Regions from separate parts of the Homo sapiens genome. Here region 2 is linked to region 1. Evidence: chromatin loops called from intact Hi-C (ENCODE). Cell type or tissue: heart right ventricle. All regions are shown on one strand. Each heading gives the region's core, and the rest is flanking DNA. Links, peaks and the distances in the headings are about the cores only.

Region 1 (2,901 bases), core at 91-2,590:
CCACTTCATTGATTGAGGAGCCTTCTCTCAGGGACATAGGAGGTTAAATGACCTCTGTCAGGCACTGCCATTGTCTGGCCGTGTGACCTTGGGCAAGTCACTTCACTTCTCTTGGCCTCCATTTTTTCATCTGTAAGTTGGGGGTGATAATAGGACCTGTCCCACAGGGTCATTTATAGGTTAAATGAGTTTCTGTGATTCAAGCACTTGGCGCCTGGCAGATAGTCGGCACTCTGTAAGTGTTGGCTGCTGCTGTTTCTGGCTCACAGCTGATCCTCAGGACAGCCTCGTTGGGTGTGTAGAGAGAGGGGGTACTGTCACTAGCCTAAGTGATGGGTGGGAATTCAGAAATTCTGGAAGAGAGGTGGTATGTGAAGTTCATGATTACAGGATAGCCTTAGAAGTCCAGTGTCCTGTCCCCTGTACACAGCTGCCACCTCTTTTGCGCAGATGTGGGGAGAGTTGTGACAGAAACCGACTCAAACTGGCTTCAGCAAAAAGGGGAGTTGAGTGTAGCTGAAAATCCAGCTACGATCGTGGGCTCATGTGATGACCTCAGGAATCTTTTTATCTCTGGGGCTGGCCCTGCGTAGGCTTCCTTCTCTCCTCTTGGCACAGTGGCTCCCAGCAGCTCTGGGCTTCCAACCCATCATCTTAGCAGCTCTGTGGCAAGAGAGTACCTGACTCCCAGTAGAGCCAGCACAGGTCCAGCCGCAAGCCTCCCGGGCCTGGTCAGGACCCTGCGCATCCGCAGTGCTGGCTCAGGTGGATGGGAGGGATGGGGATGTGGTTGGCACCATGTGAATCTCATTGTTTGGGGGCAGGGTGTGAGGCTGGTTGCCTTAAGGCAAGTCCATTAGTTCATGCATTAGTTCTTCACAAATACATATTGAACACCTACTATGTGCCACAGTTACACAAGTGAACAAAACAGACAAAAACCCCTTCCTTGCTGTCATCTGTCTCTCCATGCTGAGTGTAGAGACAGATAATGAGCAGATAGTAACTGACAGAGGAGGTTGGAAGGTGATAAGTGCCTTGGACAAAAATGGAGCAGGGTGTGGGACCTGGCATGCTGCAGAGAGGGCTGGGTGGGTGGTTACAGCTGTAAATAGGTTGGCCTAGGTGGGCCTTGTTGGCAAGGTGGCTTTTGAGCAAAGACCTGCAGGAAGAGAGGGAGCAAGTGTTGTGCAGATCCAGGGAAAGAGCACCCCTGGCGGTGGGGAGGCTTGTTGGAGCAGTGAGGAGGTGGTGGGCTGGAGAAGAGGAGGACGTACTTGGTCAGGGAACCCCACAGAGCCGGGGAGGCTGTGTCAGGACTAGGGTGTGGCTACCGGAAGGGGGTGGAGGGAGAAGGCTGGAGGGAGGAAGGGTGGCGTTCCCCATAAGTGTGTCTAGTGTTGGCCCCCTCCCTGACAAATCCCTCCTTCCCCTGCAGACATCCGGCTCCGGGTTCGAGCAGAGTACTGCGAGCATGGGCCAGCCTTGGAGCAGGGCGTGGCATCCCGGCGGCCCCAGGCGCTGGCGCGGCAGCTGGACGTGTTTGGGCAGGCCACCGCAGTGCTGCGCTCAAGGGACCTGGGCTCTGTGGTTTGTGACATCAAGTTCTCAGAGCTCTCCTATCTGGACGCCTTCTGGGGCGACTACCTGAGTGGCGCCCTGCTGCAGGCCCTGCGGGGCGTGTTCCTGACTGAGGCCCTGCGAGAGGCTGTGGGCCGGGAGGCTGTTCGCCTGCTGGTCAGTGTGGATGAGGCTGACTATGAGGCTGGCCGGCGCCGCCTGTTGCTGATGGAGGAGGAAGGGGGGCGGCGCCCGACAGAGGCCTCCTGATCCAGGACTGGCAGGATTGATCCCACCTCCAAGTCTCCGGGCCACCTTCTCCTGGGAGGACGACCATCTCTACCCCTAGAGGACTGTCACTCTAGCATCTTTGAGGACTGCGACAGGACCGGGACAGCAGGCCCCTTGACAGCCCCTCCCACAGGATGTGGGCTCTGAGGCCTAAACCATTTCCAGCTGAGTTTCCTTCCCAGACTCCTCCTACCCCCAGGTGTGCCCCCTTAGCCTCCGGAGGCGGGGGCTGGGCCTGTATCTCAGAAGGGAGGGGCACAGCTACACACTCACCAAAGGCCCCCCTGCACATTGTATCTCTGATCTTGGGCTGTCTGCACTGTCACAGGTGCACACACTCGCTCATGCTCACACTGCCCCTGCTGAGATCTTCCCTGGGCCTCTGCCCTGGCCTGCTTCCCAGCACACACTTCTTTGGCCTAAGGGCTTCTCTCTCAGGACCTCTAATTTGACCACAACCAACCTGGGCTTCAGCCACATCAGTGGGCACTGGAGCTGGGGTGCACATGGGGCCTGCTCACCTTGCCCACACATCTCCAGCCAGCCAGGGCCCTGCCCAGCTTCAATTTACAGACCTGACTCTCCTCACCTTCCCCCCTGCTGTCCAGAGCTGAACATAGACTTGCACTTGGATGTCACCTGGAGTGTCACATGGGAGTGTTATGGCAGCATCATACCAAGGCCTACTGTTGCACATGGGGCCAAAACCAGTAAACAGCCACCTTCTTGGAAAGGGAATGCAAAGGCTTTGGGGGTGATGGAAAAGACCTTTTACAAATGATACCAATTAAACTGCCCTGGAAAGGGCATAGGTGGGCATCGGCCTCTCTAGGACTCTTTATTTATTATTTAATTTAAATTTTTTTTTTAGAGTTGAGGGTCTTGATATGTTGCCCAGGCCAGCCTCAAATTCCTGGGCTCAAGCGATCCTCCTGCCTCAGCCTCCCAAGTAGCTGGGACTACAGGTGCCCGTCACCATGCCCAGCTTTTGGACCTCAGTGGGCTGGGAGGAGGAGTGTTCCTGGCCCAGCGTTAGGGACTGGAGTGTGG
Region 2 (2,901 bases), core at 250-2,749, 70 kb after region 1:
GGGATGGGGGAGGTCCAGGCAGAGGGATCAGGGCTGGGATGGGGGAGGCCCAGGCAGAGGGGTCAGGGCTGGGATGGGGGAGGCCCAGGCAGAAGGGTCAGGGCTGGGGTGGTGGGCACAGGCAGAGGTGTCGGGGTGGGATGGGGGGACAAAGGTAGAGGGGTTGGGGCTGGGATGAGGGAGGCCCCAAGCAGAGGGGTCAGGGCTGGGGTTGGGGAGGCTCAGGCAGAGGGGTCAGGGCTGGGATGGGGGGACATAGGTAGAGGGGTTGGGGCTGGGATGGGGGAGGCCCAGGCAGAGGGGTCAGGGCTGGGATAGGGGGACATAGGTAGAGGGGTTGGGCCAGGACGGGGAGGTATTAGGGGATCGTAGGAGCCCTGAAAACATGTGATTTAGTTGGTAGAGTGTCAAGGAGGGCTTCCTGGAGGAAGGGGGTGTCTGAGCAGGGATATGAAGAATGAGTGGGTATGAGCAAGCAAAGGCGGTGAGGAGAGGGGTGGGATGAAAGGAAGACTATTTGCAGGGTGACATGTTTATTTGTTGAGGTGACTGTGTATGCAACTGTGTATATGTGTGTGTGTCCATACAGTGTAGACACAGAGATCCAGGGTGTCTGCTCCCACTGACTCGTTCCTCTCTGGGGTTAAATGGGGACCTCAGAGGTGCTGGGCAGTAGGCTAAACCCTTTACTTGGGATTTCTCACAGAACAGCCCAGTGTGGGAAGACTGGGGTGAATTTTCCCTGCCTGGACATGAATTAATACACTGTGTGGCTGTGGGCAGATCACTCACCCTGCCTGGTCTCAGACTCCACACCTGTGAACTGGGTTCAGAGGTCAGCCCTGGCCATCTTCCAGGATAAGGTGACTCTGGGTGTATGTGTGTGCACTTGTGTTTGTGTGTGTGACTCTGTGTGAGCATGTGCATGTCTGGGTGTGTATCTCTGGCTGGACTGATGTGACTTGGTGTGAGAACATGTGTAAGTACATGTGTGCGTACACATGTCTGAGTCTGTGAGTGACTGGGTGTAGTATGTAGGGGGAGGGTGTATGTCTGTGTTCGACTCCGGGTGTGTGAGTTTGTATACTTTTTACGTGTGTCTGGCTGGCTGTGTGTCACTCAGTGTGAGAGTGTGTGTGAGTGCATGTGTGTACGCACGTTTGGGTGTGTGTTTTGCATATATGCCCGTGGCATCATGTCTGGGCATGTGTCGTATCTGCAAACCTGTTCACATTCCTGTCTGGAATCTGTGCACATCTGTTTCTTGTATTGTGTTGGCCGGGGCCTTGCCTGGCTGTGGCCATGGGGTGTGTACTGTTGGCAGCTCTTGCCTGCTGTCAGCGCAGCTGTGGGGCCACCTCTCTTGTTGTGTCTGCTGCCTGTATCTCCATCCCTCCCTCCTGACAACTCAGAAATGTTCACTCCCTTGAGGCCACCCAGGGACAGCTGTGGGGTGGGGAGGGGTGAGGTGCTGCTTCTGGGGAGGACGGGGGCTCGGCCAGCTGGGCCCACAGAGGTTCCCGGCAGCACCAACCTGCCCACAGGGGCTCCCAGGCCATACCCCTAATTGAAGCAGGCTGCGGAGGCAGGGGACCCAGGGGACAGGACAAGTGGGGCCAGGAGGGGTGAGGGGCAGTCCTTGGGCCCTCTATATTTAGCCCCGTTTTCGGTAAGTGCTAACGAGAAGCTGGCCTAAGTCTGCTAAAACTGGCGGGGGGAAATGCAGAGGAGAAGTGAAAGTCCGGGGAGGGAGGAGTGGGAGGGTGGAGAGGACCAAGAGTCCCAGGCCTGGGGCAGTCGGGCAAGTGAGTGTGAGCTCAGGGCTGGGCAGCCCTGGTTGAGGGGTGTCTGACCTGAGGAAGGTGGGATTCAAGGGGCAACATGGCTCCAAGGGGCCTGGTAGGGCTATGCATTGCTTTTTCTCTTTCAGTTCCCCTAAAATATTACACATTACCTATGATGAGGGGTGGGAATAGCCATACATAACCAACCAATCTTTTGTGTGTGAATGAGGCTTTGAGAGGGGCTTCTGAAGGTGCCAGGGGATGGAGCACATTAGAATCACCAGGAGGGGGCTGGGTGCGGTGGCTCATGCCTGTAATCCCAGCACTTTGGAATGCTGAGGTGGGCGGATCACTTGAGGTCAGGAGTTCGAGACCAGCCTGCCCAACATGGTGAAACCCCGTCTCTAATAAAAATACAAAAATTAGCCGGGCATGGTGATGCATGCCTGTAATTGCAGCTACTCGGGAGGCTGAGGCAGGAGAATCGCTTGAACCCAGGAGGCAAAGGTTGCAGTGAGCTGAGATCATACCATTGCACTCCAGCCTGGGCGACAGAGTGAGACTCTGTCTAAAAAAAAAAAAAGAGAATCACCTGGAGGGGCTTTTAAATATCTGGATGCCCAAGTCACACCCTGTACCACTGAAATCAGAGTCTAGGGTGGGAACAGGCATCAATATTTTTCTAGAGTTGAGTGATAGGCGATGGGCATCTCTGCCTGGGCTCAGGCTGAGGCTGAGGCCGAGCCATTTGATGGACCCTCCAAGTCTATGATTGCTAGTGCCCTGGAGTCCCTGTTAAGGCGTCATTTGGCTTTTAGTCCACGGTGGAAATGGAGCTCCCTGTTCATTCCTGGTGGAAATGATCTGACCCTTCTCTCAGATTGAGCTCTGACAGGGGAGGTGGAAAGAGAAAAGACAAAGGGCAGCAGTTGGCCATTTTGTTGTGACCCAGCCAAGTGTGGGGCAGGGAGTATGCAGGGATATGTAGGAGTGGTTGGGATAATTTAGGGAGAATAAGGGTAACAGAATGGTGAAAAATTTCCCTCAAACCACTCTTGTCTTTCCAGCCACAGTCTCTGCAGAGGAAATCATACCTTAAAGATTTAAGTTAGGGTTT

Evidence for each region. Peaks named below come from ENCODE experiments on the same cell type or tissue, not always from the same donor. Only the 100,000 strongest peaks of a DNase experiment are listed, where the experiment ranks them.
Region 2: a loop joins it to region 1, with 3 times the contacts of the local background. A loop is called at or near these places in 14 of 110 quality-filtered maps.

Annotation. Positions count from the first base shown.
Region 1 is chr19:42,198,367-42,201,267 of GRCh38, reverse strand. It overlaps DEDD2 (death effector domain containing 2), which reads left to right. Exons shown (of 5, transcript NM_133328.4): 5 at 1,439-2,670. The coding sequence ends at 1,830. Among named protein-coding and RNA genes, the nearest start is that of DEDD2, 18 kb to the left of the region's middle. RefSeq lists enhancers at 1,419-1,668, 1,869-2,028, 1,868-2,404. In heart right ventricle, for the core only: no CTCF peak of the experiment used is centred there; a DNase peak (open chromatin) is centred at 1,336; H3K27ac peaks cover 1,613 bases.
Region 2 is chr19:42,128,305-42,131,205 of GRCh38, reverse strand. The region is part of intron 1 of POU2F2 (POU class 2 homeobox 2); the gene reads left to right. Among named protein-coding and RNA genes, the nearest start is that of POU2F2, 2.7 kb to the left of the region's middle. RefSeq lists an enhancer at 1,209-1,318. In heart right ventricle, for the core only: no CTCF peak of the experiment used is centred there; DNase peaks (open chromatin) are centred at 1,341 and 1,675; H3K27me3 peaks cover 1,806 bases.